Linked DNA regions of Mus musculus: region 1 is linked to region 2. A link is a loop called in an ENCODE intact Hi-C map of the cell type or tissue named here. Cell type or tissue: heart. All regions are shown on one strand. Each heading gives the region's core, and the rest is flanking DNA. Links, peaks and the distances in the headings are about the cores only.

Region 1 (5,000 bases), core at 1-5,000, 120 kb after region 2:
TAAGTAATAATTGAAGTATTGTCAGATTCTTGCCTTGCCTCCAAAGATTTCTGTTGTAAAATTTCCAAGGTTTGGTTAAACAAAAGGACATCTAAGAAAAAAAGTGGTTTTTTTAAATTAAATTTTAAAAACATTCTTTTTATTCATTCACTTTATATCCCACTCACTGCCCCACTCCCAGTCACTCCCTCCCACAATCCTTCCCCCATTCCTCCCTTGCCTTCTCCTCTGGGCCGGTTCTTACCCCCCACCACCACCAGGTATCCCCCCACTGTGGCACTTCAAATCTCTGCAAGGCTAGGCACATCCTCTTCCACTGAGGTGAGACAAGGCAGCACGCACACACACGCACACACACACACATGCACACACATTTTTTTTAAATGTAGGTAATGCCCAGCTGGAGAAGAAATATTTAGGCCTGTGCTGGAGAAAAGAAGGGGAATCTAGATTTAGGGGCATTTTTAAAACATAGCACGTTTGTTTCCCCTTGGTGTCCAAACAAACAGTTTAAAGGAACCACAGAGTCTTCTCCATCACGGGCTCAGATGTGATGCGGGGTCATGACCTCGACTTCAAGAAGCTGTGTACAAGGCTCAATCAGCTAACAAAGCAGGGATACTCCCATCTGTGAGGGACGCGTTCCAGCGCCTACTATACCCAGTTCAAACCCCAAAAGCACACATGTATTTCATAAACAAGACAAAGTAAGAAGTTAACAGTCCTGTTAATAAAATGCGGGATTACGACTGTATACTGGAAGTCCTGGGTTGTGCTTCCGGTTTTTCACTCGAGAGTGTTTCCTCGGCCTCTCTTGAGCACGTCCAGACCACCAACATCATGATTTAGGACTCTGGGACCTTTAATAAGTTAAAGGTGGGAGAGGGTTGAAGGAGGGGAGTGCTGTCACTCGAGCTCAAGCACGGCGTCCTACGGAAGCCTGTCTGAGTACCAAGGCATCTAAGCGGCTGACAATGGGCAGGTGGCGTGTGCAGCATGGACGCGCCGTTCCCTGGACAACCCATACCCTAGCAGCAACCAAGCAGACAGCACAGGTCTCACTGCTCTAAGGAGGCTGCCATACAGCCCAAAACTCAGAAGTGCTTCATTTCTAGAACTTTCCATTTGCTGTTTGCTGACATCAGCTGCAGAAAGTGAAACCACAGATGGCGGAGGCTCCTTCCTGGATTTCAGTCTCCTTGTCCTAGCAACTGCTTAGGGAAAGAAAGATGTGTGGTCGTCTGACTGTTGACGCACACGTGTCTAGTTCTCTTCACTGCCCTTCAGTGGCTGCTTCGAGGATTTTGCAGTTCTGTCTTTAGACACATAAACCCTTCCTTCTCTTTCTTTAATTTTTTTTCTTTCGTGAACTTAGGGCCTCACACATGCAAGCTGCCATGTGCAGTCTACATTCAGTCAACACGTATTTCTTACACTCCCCCCAAAGGTCCTAGGCTCTAAGAACACAGTATTGGAAAAACAGGTCTTGGGACTGGAGAGGTGGCTTAGGCCTCATGAGCACTGACCGCTCCTCTGTAGGATCCTGGTTCCGCTCACAGCGCCCGTGTCAGGTGGCTCACAACTCCCCGACTCCAGCTCCAGGGACTCTCGCTCTCTTTTGGATGTGCACATGCTCAAACACACATAATTTAAAATCAAAAATATTTTTTGAAGATAAGTCTTTTCACAGACCTAATATTCTGGTGGGACAGATAGAAAATACATTTACATGCACTTAAGGAAAAGCCTCTCGTTAAAATAAGCAGCTTATAGAACACCGTTATGTTGTCAAACATGAAAACATAGCATCCAAACATTTTCTTTTTGCACAACGTGATTTTATATATTACTCTTTTTAAAAAAGATTTATTTATTTATTTATATGAGTACACTGTCGCTTCAGACACACAAGAAGAGGGTGTTACAGATGGTTGTGAGCCACCATGTGATTGCTGGGAATTTAACTCAGGACCTCTGGAAGAGCACTTGGTGTTCTTAACTGCTGAGACATCTCTCCAGCCCCTACGTATTACTCTTAAAGAAAAGCATCTGGGATAAATCAAAATAGGAGGAGCAGACATGTTCCCAGCAAAAACACAAGCAGGCCATACAGAAATTCATGCTGCAGGCAACTCCATGGGTTCAGAAAGATCTGTGGCTTCCTGCCTCCTGTGTGAGTAACCAGCCTTAGTAATTTTATTAGACACCTGAGGTTTGGACACACTGCCAGCCGAGCACCCATTCTGGCCAGTCTCGGATCTGTTCATTAGAATGCACACATAACTTCCCTAAGACATTTTGTCTATTGATTGGGACATTTGATTGACTGGATTCCTTGGACCATGGATCACCAGCGCCTGGTGAACCTGCCCCATTTTTCTGGTACTCTGTCGCCACCTAGTGACCAAGGACTTCCCCCCACCCCCATTATTTTAGTATCCAAAATAGGTCATGGTCCCTGGACATAATCTAGTAATTTTTTTAAAGTTCTAAGTGTATTACTTTTTAATTAAAATATTCTTCATATAATATAATCATGGGTTTCCGTGCCCCAGCTCCTCCAAGATACCCCCCCCACCTCCACACCCACCCAAATCCACACCCTTGCTTTCCTATCTCATTAAAAACAAAAGCCAACTAGAACAAACCAGACTAGGAAACAAACCAACCAAGAAAAAGAAGGTGCTAAAGGTGTGTGTATTGGTGTGTGTGTGGGGGGGGGTATACAGGCATAGACACACAGAGAAATCCCACAAAAACACAAAATATGAACTCATATAAGAAGACCTGTAATGTTAAAACAAAATAAACAAAAGGCAAAGCAAAACAACACAAAACAAAAACAAAAACCCACCTAGACAACGCATAAAAAAAAGTCTCCAAAATATCCAATAACACTCTGTTGGAGAAAACTTTTTTTTTTTCACTTGTGAGCAGTTGTCAATTGGAAATAGCTTCTGGGTTGGGGATGGGAGCTTGTGTCTGCTTCCCTTGTCCGCACTGGGATCCCATCCGGCTTAGCCCTCTTCAGTCCCTGTGTGTGCTACCACAGTCTCCATGACTCCTCGCGTGTATCAGCCCTGCTGTATGTAGAAGACCTCGCTTCCTTGGGACTTAATGAGAAATCTCACTCAGAACTGAGTGTTCCACAGCCTTACACTCTGCACATTGTCCAGGGTGGGTCTTTGCGTTTGTTCCCACCTGCTGCAGGAGGAAGCTTCTCTGATGATGACTGAGCAAGACACTGATCTATGGAGAGAGCGGAATGTCATCAAGAGTGATCTTGTCCCTTTAGCAGAGCAGTAGTGTTTGTTTTCTCCCTAGGTCCCTGGCCCATCTAGTCTCGGGTTCTTGGGCAATCAAGCAGCGTCAGACACGGGTTCCATCTCATGAGGTCCACCTTAAATCTAGTCAGATAGTGACAGGTTACTACCACAACATTTGTGCTGCTACCGCACCAGCACAGCGTGCAGGCAGGGCATCACTGGTGGACTGGTTTGTAGCTGGGTTGGTGTTTACCTTTCTCCTCTTGTAGCATCCAGAGCATCTTCCAGTACCATAAAATCAGTCAGTAGGGCTGAGGGCTGTAGGTAGACACCAGCTCGACCTCTCCATGAGAAAACTGCATGTGCTTTAGTGAGGAAGGCTTTAGCCTAATAGCTTTCGAATTCTTTTAGAGCAGCCTTCAGAGACTGCCATATACTTTTTAAGCATAATGATTAAGAGTGGATTCTGGTGTTGATGGTCTGTGTTTTAAAATCTAGTTTATTATTTGACCAAATAAGTGATTGTGCCTCTTTATGCCTTACCTTATCTCTATCCTGTCTGGGGGGAAAAGGTGAGAAGATAACAGAGGTAGCATTGTGCAGATACATTAATAGAGAAATATACACGATTTAATGCCTGGCTTGTAGTAAGTGTTCAATAAAAATTAATTGCAGAAATTACTAACACCAACACTGAAGCTCTGTGGTGCATAATAATAGCTTTGAAGTCATTAAATATCCAAGGCTATCCCACTCAAGTCAGAGTAAACACAGTAGATAGAAATATTTTCCTCTGATCTCTTCAACTCCATAGCATGAAACTGTTTTACTGAGCCACCAAGACGGTTCGGCAGGTACAGTGCTTCTAGCACAAGCCCAAAGACCTGAGCTTGATCCTTGGAACTAACATGCTTAAAGGAGAGAGATGCTTAAAGTCATTCTCTGATTTCACTCTTGCTGTGCACATGTGCGTGCACATACACACCCAGATTTTTTAAACACCCCACTATTTTTTGACGCCTGTGCCTTCCTAAGTATTTGTGTGTCTCCTGTCTTCCCCTCTTCAATTTCTCCTTACCCGACTCAAAGAGAATAAATGAGCGGCACATCAGGTTAATATAGAATATGATTCCGTTTTTAAATATGTATTCCTTTTTATGCATATGAGTGTCCTGATTGCGTGTATATATGTGCACCTCATGTATGCTGGGTGTCCACAGAAGCTGAAAGAAGTCATTGACTTACCTGGTCCCGGAGTTACAAATGGTGGTTAAGTGCCACGCGGTGCTGGGACCTAAGCCCAAGAGCTATGAAAGAGTAGCAAGTGTTTTTAGGCACAGAGCCACCTCTCCAGTCCCAGGATACGATCCATTTATTACAAAGCCTGTTTTATGTGTAGCCACAGAAATTCCCCTAGGGAGAGAAACCTATCTTTGAAAACCGTGGCGTTAAATATATTTGTCATTTAATTTGCTTTTTTCTCCATTCTCCAAAGCTTAACAATATTTATAAATTGTCCATCAGAAAAACTTTGCTCTAAAATAAAATGATATCAAATATTTGGAAGAAAAGTCCTGGTATTTCGACCTTGGCTTTAATGTGTAAAATACATTATGATATAGTTGGTGGTGGTCTGAGAAAGATGAGGGTCATTGCCACATTGGGAAAGGAATGAGTGGAACAGATATGCGTGGAAAGCCACAGAAAATACAATGTGTGTTTTTAAAGATCTGT
Region 2 (11,291 bases), core at 3,233-8,232:
GGCAGAACTCAGAGGAGGAGCCCGTGTCAACCACAATGGCACTTCTGAGAGCTTACGTTGTACGTCTGAAAGTAACCCAGATATCTGATGACTCCAACCCAGACAAAGAGCGTCGACGTCCCGAGCAAGATGCTGCACACGTCATAGTTTGTGAGCTTCTGAGGAGGGAAAAGAAAACAGCTGAGCCGACACCCCAGTCCCCTTGGCTTGCTTACCTCACTTTAACAGATGAGAAGAACTGACTGTCCCCTACCTATGTCTATCACCCCAGTACTTGGGAGGCTGAGACTACAGAATCAACATGCATTTCCAAGGCCAGCCTGGACCACATAGTAATTTCTAGGCCAGCCTGGACTTCAGAGTGAGACCTTGTTTCAAAACAAAAATGAAGAAAAGGAAGAAGGAGAAAGAGAATGAGTGGGGAGAAGGATGAAGAAGAAGAGGCAGAAGAAGAAAAAGAAAAAGAAGAAAAAGAGGAGGAGGAGGAGAAGAGGAAGAGGGGAGAGGAGAAGAAAGAGGGAGAAGGAGGGGGAGGGAAGGGGAGGGGAAGGAAGAAGAGGGAAGCTTCAAATTTTTGGGTTTTATTTTAGTATTTTTTAGAACTTATTATTCTGAAATAGGACTTGCATTTGCCACTGGCCTAGGCATGAAAGGGCCTGGTGTTTGGCAAAGAACAAGCAATATAATCCATTGACTTTCGGAAGCAAACTCCAGTGTGACTTACAGACACGAGTTCCTGCTCTCAAGGGATTCTAGGCTTCACTGAAGAGACAAGCAGCCATTTAATACAATATGCTAAATTCAATGAGAGATATGCTGCTGACACTTGTCCCAGAGGCCTTCGCATGGGGATGACCTGGAGCGCAGCGGGACACACAGCGCAGGCTGGAGAGAAGTCTACGGCATAGGGACAGAGTCTGAACACACCCCGAGGCTGAGGCCTGGTGTGTGGAATGGCAGTATTAGAGCCAGGATGGAACCAGAGATAAATGATGGGGACCCTAGAGGCCATGATGAAGCGGAGGTCACTTCATCCTAAGTAGATCCTGGAAGGCAGAAAGGATGGTAACAGCAAGATGGGTAGTTTCAGGAAGACTGCCCAGCCACTGTACGGCTGGGTCTGCGGGATAGAAGGTCAGAATCACAAAGCTGCTGAGGGAGGCCAGGCCAGAGAGGGAGTCAGCCCGAGGGAAGCCAAAGGAAGCTGGAATAGAGACAGGGAGACCCTGTAGCTATGGTGAGGGCAGTTTTGTGAGAGTGATGTAGAACAGAGAAGAGAACAGTTGAGAGACTCAGCCTAGTCGTGAGAACAAACCAACCAACATATGCAACTGGTCAGACCATATAGGCACTTGAGAGCTGGGGATCTCTTGGCCATTGGGGCTCACAGCATCTGCGATGCCTCACACCTGCCACTGGCCCTTCAGGTGTTTAGGAGAAATGTCTGCTCTGTGTACCAGCCGCCTCCTTTGCAACTTACATAAGTAAATAGATACATCGAAAAATAAATGAATATAAAGCCCATTCCCTCAGTCTCCCCAAACTTAATTCCTGTTCAAATGATGCTACCTGCATTCCTGGAGGAAGGCCATAGGGTGTCACCTTCCACAGCGCACTCTTCCTGGAGAAGAACGTGAAGCAATGGGTGACAGAAAAGAGAAAACACAAGAAGCAGGCTAGTCCCCAGAAAGATTCCCCAGAAAGACTCCATGTCTTACAGGATGACCTGAGGTCATCCGGGACAATATAAGGTTCTAGATGTCACTGACCTTGGCTTTGATTTCCATCTTCAATATGGATCCAATTATTGTCATGAGGTCGCTGATAGTGACCAGGACGTACCATCCGTTGACGAATTCCCACTGGTCAGCGCCACACACGCGCTGTTTGTACTTCTCCAGGAAGAAGTTTAGAAATCTCTACGGCAAACATGTAAAAAAGACGTCTTACAAGTCACACTGACCTCCGGAGGCAGAAGACAAGAGCAAACAATTCCGAGCTGGCAGATCCACCTCACAGGGAGACGCGGTGCCACAGCCGAGTGGAGTTGTCTACTCCCGTGTAAGCAAGCATTTGAACATCTGCTAGATTAACCCAAACCCTGAGCACCTATGCTGTCCTTCCAAGAACACTAACACAGACTGTGTTCCAAATACTGCAAACTATGCCCTCATTTAAGCTGATTGATGGCAACCCCTTGAACTAGGATCCTCTTGTGGTCCAGATGAGGGTACTGTGTCCCCAATGCTGTCCCTGAACTTGGCAGAGAGGGACTTCAACCTTGGATACAGAATATCCAGAGGCCTGGAAGGCAGATATGAAGTAGATGTTTACAAAGTGAAAGCCAAGGGTCTGGAGAGATGTCTGCTTGAGAACACTGGCTGTTCTTCCAGAGGACCTGGGGTCAGCTCACAACTGTCTGTAGCTCCAGTTTCAGGAGATCTGCTGCCCTCTCCTGGCCTCTGGGGGCACCGCATGTACATGGTGTGCAGACACGCATGCATGCAAAACACTCAGACACACAAAATTAAAATATATAAATCTCAAAAAAAATAATAATTTAAAGTCAAAGTGGAAGTCGAGATCAAAGGAAATAGAACATGAGCCATTTCCTGCTCTGAAGTATTTCAGTGTCTTCCTGTTTCCCCTGACCCCAGTGGGACCCTAGATTCCCACCTCACGCCAGAATAACACACACAGTAAGCTGAAGTCAGTACACACTCCTGAGAAAACATACTTAAACAGCCAAAAAAAAAAAAAATTACAATGAAACTATTCAAGAAATCAAATCTAATTATTTGTGTTTCATTATAACCCATTTGCCTCCTCCTCAAAGTGAATTCTGACTTGAAGACAGAAAATGATGCAACCCACGCATGCTCTTAGGGTCATCCCTGAAATAAAATCTTCATTCTGGAAACCTCTAAACGCTTGAGAGATCACCACAAATACCTGTAGTTGTTAGCTCAACTTTAAGCCCAGGGAGTGGCACTATTAGAGGGTATAGCCCTGATGGAGTAGGTGTGTCCAGGTTGGAGTAGGTGTGTCCAGGTTGGAGTAGGTGTGGCCATGTTGGAGTGGGTGTGGCCATGTTGGAGTGGGCGTGGCCATGTTGGAATAGGTGTGGCCCTGTTGGATTAGGTGTGGCCCTGTGAGTGTGGGCTTTAAGACCCTAGGATAAGGATCCTAGCTGCCTGGAAGTCAGTATTCTGCTAGCAGCCTTAAGATGAAGATGTAGAACACTTGGCTCCTCCTGTACCATGCCTGCCTGGATGCTGCCATTTTATTCCCTTGATTTAGACAAATGCAGGCTGTTGGCTGAGTGGAGGGAGACAGGGGAGTTTCTCTCTTACCTTCCTCAGCCTCAGAGCAAGAACAATGGATCTCGTGCACAGGATAAGGGATGCCAGGCAGATCATAATGACGAACACATCAAACACCAGGAGGTAGTGAGTGCTTCTCTGAGCTGCAGAGCAAGGCAGAGTACAAATGGGAAGTACGCCTCGCACACATTGTGGAGAGTAGTCTTTTCAGCAAATGGTAGTCTGAAGGGAAATTCAAGGGAAAGACCCCTTTCTCTTGTTAAAGCGGCAACCATCAGAAGCAACAGCATACCGCACTCCACAGACAAGCCAACACACCCTGGAGGGAAGGGCCGTGCACTTACAAACGTAGGCGGTGTTAATCAACGCACTTAAGCTCTTTATAAATATTTACTGCAGAACAGAATCCAACAGAATGCAATCCCGTTGGGCTCCATTCAGAAGAGGCCACCATGGCCTGCGTTGCTTCACACAGCAACACAGACAATGAGTTCCCCTTATCAATTAAGAGAGCAAAGTTAAATGCCACACTGAGAGGTCCCACTTGTGCTCCTCTGTTTCAAGGTACACCGTCCTGCCAGAAGCCAGTCTGAGATGCCTTTCCTGTGTGTCAACACCAAGAAAGGAACTCAGGGACTGAGGAGTGAGTGAGTGAGTGAGCGAGCGAGCGAATGAGTGTTTGGAACGTACAGTGCGGGGGTGGGGGTTGCGGGGGGGACGGGACAAGAGAGGCTGATCTGTAAGTGTAGCTGCTCTTAGACTACATGGCCCCACATTGTGGCTGCTGCTCTCCCCGGCCTCACTATGACTGGATCGGTCTCCCTTGTCTCTGTTCCTGCCTAGGGGACCATCCACAAGCCACACACACTTGCATTTGGCCAGAGCCGTACTTCACACACACCTGCTCACATGATTTGTTTTAGGGGTCAAGTTTCAGATTTTTCTTTTTATTGATTAATTCTGCTGCTTGACAGCTTGATATGTTTATATAACGTACTCTAACCTCATGCCCTGTCCTCTCATCTCTCTCTCTCTTTCTTATCAATACCTAGTCCCCCCCCCACTCAGATTCGTGATCTGGTTTGTGACCCATCTGTGTGACCGTTGGCCAGAACATTGTGTCGGAGCCCGGAGGGTTGGAGCCTGGTGGGGTCACGAACGGGAAGCCACCAGAACGCAGTGGTTTCTGCCTCACTGAATCTGTGTTGCGTACAGCTCCTCAGTGTGCCGTAGGTCCCCTGAGCCCCTCCTCCACTCTTGTCTGACTGTCGACCCGCCTGGTCTTATGCATTCCCAGGGAAGGCCTTTGACTCGAAACTGCTGAGTCTGAGGACGAAATGTGTTTGAAATGGCTGTGGCTTGCCTAGAAGACATCATCTCACAGCCTCCCTCTTTTCCCCTCCACCACCTTCTCCCCCGACTCCTCCTCTCTCTGCTTCTTGGTTGTAGGTTAAGGTGTGAGCCCTCAGCTTAGGTCTCCATGTCTATGGTCTGCTGCCACGTCTACCTGTCATGATGGACTTTCATCCTGTAAGCCCCAATAAATTCTTCCTTCTCTAGGTCACCTTGGTCATGGTGTTTTATCTCAGCAACAACAAAAAAGTAACGAACACAGCAACCTATGCTGAATGTGAAGTAGTGGGAATTCTCCTGCCTCAGCTTCCCAAGTGTTGGGAACATCCAGCAGCCATAGATTGCTTACCCCACTGAAGCCATATTGCATTTCAGAAAGCTCTTCCAAATCTGAGTTTGGAAAACACTGGTTCAGAAATATGTCCTGCCACTCTGAGTAATGGCACACCCCACTCACTCCACCCTCCCAGATACCTGATGTGCACAGACGCTCTCCCACCATCTGCCTAAGGAACTCTGACTCGGGCTATCCAAGCTTACTAACTGTCAGCTCTGCAATAAATATATACCATTACATCTCCATCAGAGGGAGCCCTGCCCACCCCATTCTTCTAAAGCCTCGTGTGGCTGGCTATAAACTATAGTATATAAAATATAAGTTCTGGAGAGCAGAAGCGCACTCAGAGAAGGCTCCTTGGGAAGCAGATGTCTGTGAACGTGGACATTACCGGTTTTTGCTTTGAGGAGATGTGGATAATTGTAGATAACGCCAAGAGGAAGCAAGCAGCAGCTGGGAAGCTGGGTGAGAAGAGAGCATCAGAATACTTGGACAACAGCGGCCAGTGCCCACCAGGTGGCGCCTCTGGCCTCTCTTAGGCAGAGCTTCTCAGTCCACGGCTTCAAATGGAAGAGGCAGCACAACCCATCTTCTAAACTGGTTTCTAAACCTCATATTTTTAATGATTTTTAAAACCCCTTGATTTATTTTAAATTCATGTCTTCCTAGTGATAAGGTCGAGTTTCTAAGACATGGCCGTAAGAATCACATTTTAGGTCTGCTTCTCTCTGTTGGCCACAGGGGGGAGCAAGAGCTCTTCCGTTCTGGCATGCGTGGTGAGAGGATCATTGGGGAGCCATGAGGCACACGTCCAGTCTCACAGTGACTATTGCAAATCACAGTTTATATATGGCAAAGGTTACGTTCCCCCACACCACCAAGACATAGCTTCAGCCTTTACTTGGACCTGAGGACTGCCTTGATGGTGCTGGTCTTTGAGTATCTGCTGCGAAATAGAAAATCCATTTTATCAGGAACCCAATCTGTGTGCTTCCTTTAGAGGAATGACTGAAACCAAAGCTAGAAAAAAAAAGAGAAAACTTCGAAATCATCAGCCGTTGTACAGCTGAAAAGGAATGAGTCACCTGTTGGAATAAAAAACCACGTGACTCATATTTGTCTTTCTGGTCATCTGGCCCAAGTGAGTTCGTGTAAACGGAGCTTGCCAGTTCACCACACTCAGAGACATCGCCCTGACCACTAATAATCAAAGCAGGATGCACATATCTTACACTCCTCTTTTGAGACAGGAACACCCTCCCCCACAAAGTGGTTTAGGCTGGTCTTGAAGTCAAAATCTCCCAGTTTCTTCCTGCATAGCTGAGATTACAGTACATGATGTCATCGCTAGCTCAACAAGGCTATTTAAGCATGTGGACCATCGGGTGACGGAGGAGATGTCCCCGTGTTTATTCAAGATGCACCCTGAGGTCTCCACTCTTCTCCTTTGTCCAAGGCTTGGATCAGAACATACCTCCTCCGAGAATTCAGGATTCCCACTGAGCTCGGTCAAAATGATCATTTCCCTTCCTACTCAGACCTTCCATACTTCCCTGGCTATGGCTACCCATAGCACCCCAAGGATCTGGTCACATAGATGTCCCTCCCTAAGGCCTCTCCTCGCTGATGAGTTGCGGAGCAACTCTGATGACTTCTGCTCCCAGCATTCGGCACCAACCCCCTCAATAAGTACAGCCATTGCTCTTGCTTTGTAGAGAAAACTGCTAAGACAGAGAGGCCAAGCAATAGGTCCAAGCCTCCAGCCGTGGCTCACAGAACCAGAATGCAAACCCAGGCCATCTTGCTGCAAAGGCGAACTGCGTAAACCACTGACTCAAGAAACAATAAACACTTGCTGACTTGGACCACTCGCTCAGGACTAGCGTTTGAACTGTTTTTCTGAAACGTTTTCCCCACCACCTTCCATACGAATCACGTGGGTTCCCTAAGCCCCCCAAACCTCCTCTAACCCACAGACAACAGGCTGAACGGTACACTTACTAGACCCAGATATGTTCATGTTTTTACACTCTTCGATGTTGGCCTCGCTGTTGAGATAGATTTTGATTTTCCCACTGTGGGCTGTGTTGTCGAAGGTAATCTAGAGACAGAAACAAAGAGGTTATAGTCCAACGAGGCGGGGTGGGGTGGGGGTTGTCAGGTCAACTACTTACAAAAGTCATCAGTACCCAGATAGAACTCTGATACAGAGATCACAGGGATGAAAATGCCTCTGCACGTGGGTTCTGGTCCAGCTGCTGTTACTGTGGTAAAACTCTGGTCAACTCCAGCAGGAACTGGAGAACACGCCCCAGAGGAAGTCCTGCTTACTGGCTTGCTGACAGCTTTCATTCAGCCTGCTTCTTGGTCCAGCCCAGGACCCATTGTCCAAGGATAGAAGAGCCTCTCCTGCATCAATCAGTAGCCAAGAAGATGCCCCACTGAGATGTTCACTGGCCAGTCTGATCTGGGTAGTCCTTCAGTGGACACACCCTCAGGACACCATGGGCTATGTCAGGCTGACAGCCGAAGCTAACTGGGAGAATTTAGTTATATATTTTTTAATGATTAAAAAACTATAGCATAAAGGATGAAAGTTTTCTGTGGGTGCTGGGGATTTGAACTCATATCCCCATGTTTTATGTATCAAGCCACCTTCCCAGCCCAAGAATAGGGTTTTAGAGAGTTGGAAAGGGTTGGATCCATCTTCACAGGGAACAGTCTCTAGATGGGTACCACACCATCACTGAAGCAGTTTCCAGTACAACAGTATCTAACATCTGTAGCTGAAGGGCTTACCCTCCACTACAAAGTTGCAGGGAGTGAAACAGAGGCTGACATCACACAAAAACACTTGCCGTATTCTGAAAGAGGTAACAGTCCGGTATCTCTCGGGAATGAACTGCCTGTAGGTCAATTCCTTTGAGGGCAAAGGAGATATCAACTTGCACGAGCCTAAATAAAATACAGTAAAAGGTACAACTGTCAGCGTCACTATCCTAGTGTCCGTGCCCCCGCCCACCGCCCCAGGCCTCCTCTCCTGGGTATTGAGACTTGACATTGTGTTTACCGATAAAAATCCAGCCTGAAGAAAGATGTCTGTGCCCAGTCCTCGGGTTCCGTGGTGAGCACCTGAAGGTCCAGGTGAATGCAGTCTAGAGCAACGGACAGACAGACAGGGAATGGTCACTCCTGGCCAGAGTCTGATGCTGAAATGAGTCCAGCAGCCATGTGATGAGAAGCAGGACCCTAGGAACGCCTCAAAACGGCTGTCAGAAAATATCAACTAATTACCACATGGAGCACGGTCACCCTTCAGTAGAGAAGCCGGCAGGTGCCGCTTTCACCCAGGGACCACGTTAACATTGTCAGTCTCGAACAGAAGCAGGCTTCAGATGCCTCCTGCTACGATGCTCTGGGATACAATGTTTCTTCCCCAGCTGCAGTTGTGATTAAACAAAAATGCCCGGCAGAGGAAGTTCTTCTCCTCTATATTGTAGCGTTCAGGAGAGAACAGATGGAGGCGTTCGGGAGAGAGGGGCAGGAACTCTGTGAGTTCCAGGTTAGCCTTGTCTTGGTTCACATAGCAAGTTCCAAGCCAGGCAGGACTACAGAGCCCACCCATAAAGATTAGCCTCTGAACAGCGTGGCCCTGTATCATTGCTTCACAGGACAACGAGGAGATCCAGAGGTAAGCACTAGCAAGGTCATGGAGACCTGGTCGTGGAACTGTGTGACATCCACGCTGCTCTGCTCTGCTGTCTCTAGTATGGAGAGGTCTGGACCTAGAGCAAGCTGGCTTCCCATGGGTTCTCTGGATCTCTCTGCTCTCATAACATGAACTCCTAGCTTAAGTCATACTTTAAGTATAACGGGCTTAATAAAAATGTGCTATGCTGGGCCAAACACAGGGCACAGAACTGAACAGACGATTCCATGAAACAGCGTGTTACAGGCAAAGTGCTGTGGCCACGTATGTTATCTGGTTAATGAATTGTGCTCTTTAATCCTCAATGCAAACTGATGGCATGTTATAGGTAAATAAACCAAAGCACAGAAGTCAAGAAACTTTCGTATGGTTGCACAAGCATTTGCTGTCTATCAAGATTTAGACCCACCCATTCTTGCCTCTCCATCCGGAGCCGAGACTGACCCTTCTTCTTCTTGATTTTAGGTTCCTTTTCTTGCATACATTGGCAGAAGCCTGCTAATGAGTAACCACGCATGGGTTAATCTTACACACCGGAGGAAGCTCCTTGACTTTCCCCTGAGCTACTGAGAGAATAATCCTCCCATGTGCTCAATGCCAACGACTGCCTATGTAGCCAGCTCATTTGCTGGGCTAGCCTCAGATCCAACTCACAGATAAGTGTGCGTCGATAAACGAAAACCAAAACTCCACTTGGTCTACCCAGCAGTTTTGCGAGTGGAGCTTCAGCCCAATGGGTGGCTGGCAAGATGGGCGTTGTTTGGATTGGAACACTGGAGTCTGATTTACTATGTAGCCAAGGGAATGTCACGTTTGTGAGCGGCTGAGATAGGACAACATCTCCTTAACCACAACCACATCCCAAGTGAGTCGAATGTCATCAGGTTTACACTGTCTGGAGGCGCCAGCGTTGTGTAAAATCAACCCGCATTTACCTCATTAGTAGGCTTTCTCTAATATATGCAAGAAAATTAAGTATCAGATAACTTTTGAAATCTTCATACCTTTTAATACACTGACGGACTCTTTTGACAAGTTATATTAATAAGGTCAGAGGATGCAATGAATACAGTTAGGTAATCTCGATTCAGGTCAAATTCATGGTCAACCTCTCTCCATTTACTCTGAAATATTCCATACACTTACAGAAAGGAAATGAGCGATGTCACCACTGAGGAATATGTAAGCCCTGGTTTTCAGTCCTGTCCGTCTGCCTGGGCCATTCATATTGACTTTGGCCACATTTCTTTAAGCAATTTTCCCAGAAAATTTAATCAGGAAAAAACAAATATGCACGGCATATGCAGGGCTGACAAGCAGTCGTGTGGTACATCCCACTTGAGTGTCACAGTTTCAGGAGGAAAGTGGCAGAACCAACTTTCAGCCCCAGCTGTGAAGTGCTCCCATGTCATGGGAGACTTGGCTGAGCTCAGGAAGAGATTCCAAGTGAGCCAGGATTGAGCCTAGCTGCCTGCTGGGTAGCTATCCATCCGGCCTTGGGCCTTGAGGGCTGCTCACCAGGGTGTGCTAAGACTCAGAAAGCTAAGGCAACTTACAGGACTCCTCAGGAAAATCTGAAAGTTACAAGCCACGGAGCCTTCTGAGGTCATGAAAGTGTGAACACTTGCTGGTCAGGTGATCCCTTAGTGGAACAGGGGCCTGTTGGATGTCGCCTTTGAAAGCTATCACCCCTACTGGGCAGGCTTTCCACAGGATGCAGCTGCCCTGAGTCACAGAGACTTCTGTCAGTAACCCTGACCAACTCATTGGCTCACTTAGCTCCTGGCGGGTGAAGTCAGCTCTCTGGTCTGTCACTGGTGCCCTATCTGGGAGGAATATACACTCGTTCACTTCTCCCTACAAAAGCCACACAACTACCACACATGTCTCAGGTGAGCAAGGCTGCAGGGCACAAAGACCAGGAATGTTCAGTGGTGGTGGATTCCCCTCCCCAAGATGGCCTCTAATAGCAGCCTGGAAGCCAGACACTGCATGGGTCAATATGACCTAGTGACTACTTTCAGGATCCAGAGCCCAGGACACACTTGTTCACACATGGATTCTGACTGGCCAATTCAAAGAAACAGGTAAAATCTCCACCCTGTGAGGGGTCCTCTTATGTTATCAAAGGACCTCAAGATCAGATTTAAAAATATGGCTGAACAGACTACATCACGTAACTAAAGCCCACCCCACTCCTGGGACCCCTCCTCGTGAATTGCCAGGTGCTTGAAGGACAAATTGGGTTTAGCTTTGGCACTCCATGGCAGGAAACAAACAGTGAGTGCCTTGGGTTTGTTGACTGAATAGCAAACTTTCAGTCTTAAAGCACACACTGTGTGCTCACACATCCTTTTACATATTTAACCGAATGGCACAAAGTCACTCTACATGGTTAGCTGGGAAGTTTTTGTAAGGTAATCTCCCAAGAGAAAGAATAATAATTATGAACCATAATTCACCTTTGAAAAACTGTGTATTTTATAAACAGTAAAGCAGGTATGGTCACAACAGCGGTTCTGGCACATGGGAAGTAGAAGCAGAAGGATCGGTGGCTAAGAGCACTCAC

Evidence for each region. Hi-C counts contacts between places; a loop is a spot of excess contacts. Peaks named below come from ENCODE experiments on the same cell type or tissue, not always from the same donor. Only the 100,000 strongest peaks of a DNase experiment are listed, where the experiment ranks them.
Region 1: a loop joins it to region 2, with 9 times the contacts of the local background. A loop is called at or near these places in 41 of 42 quality-filtered maps.

The regions. Positions count from the first base shown.
Region 1 is chr3:146,055,764-146,060,763 of GRCm38, reverse strand. The region is part of intron 16 of Wdr63 (WD repeat domain 63); the gene reads left to right. Among named protein-coding and RNA genes, the nearest start is that of Gm35409, 21 kb to the right of the region's middle. In heart, for the core only: a CTCF peak has its summit at 2,372 (motif pointing left); no DNase peak of the experiment used is centred there; H3K27me3 peaks cover 346 bases.
Region 2 is chr3:146,172,334-146,183,624 of GRCm38, reverse strand. Mcoln2 (mucolipin 2) reads right to left here. Exons shown (of 14, transcript NM_026656.5): 5 at 8,084-8,168; 6 at 7,872-7,968; 7 at 7,015-7,114; 8 at 3,354-3,466; 9 at 1,770-1,919; 10 at 57-158. Among named protein-coding and RNA genes, the nearest start is that of Mcoln2, 28 kb to the right of the region's middle. In heart, for the core only: a CTCF peak has its summit at 5,606; a DNase peak (open chromatin) is centred at 5,804; H3K4me3 peaks cover 1,523 bases; H3K27ac peaks cover 1,798 bases.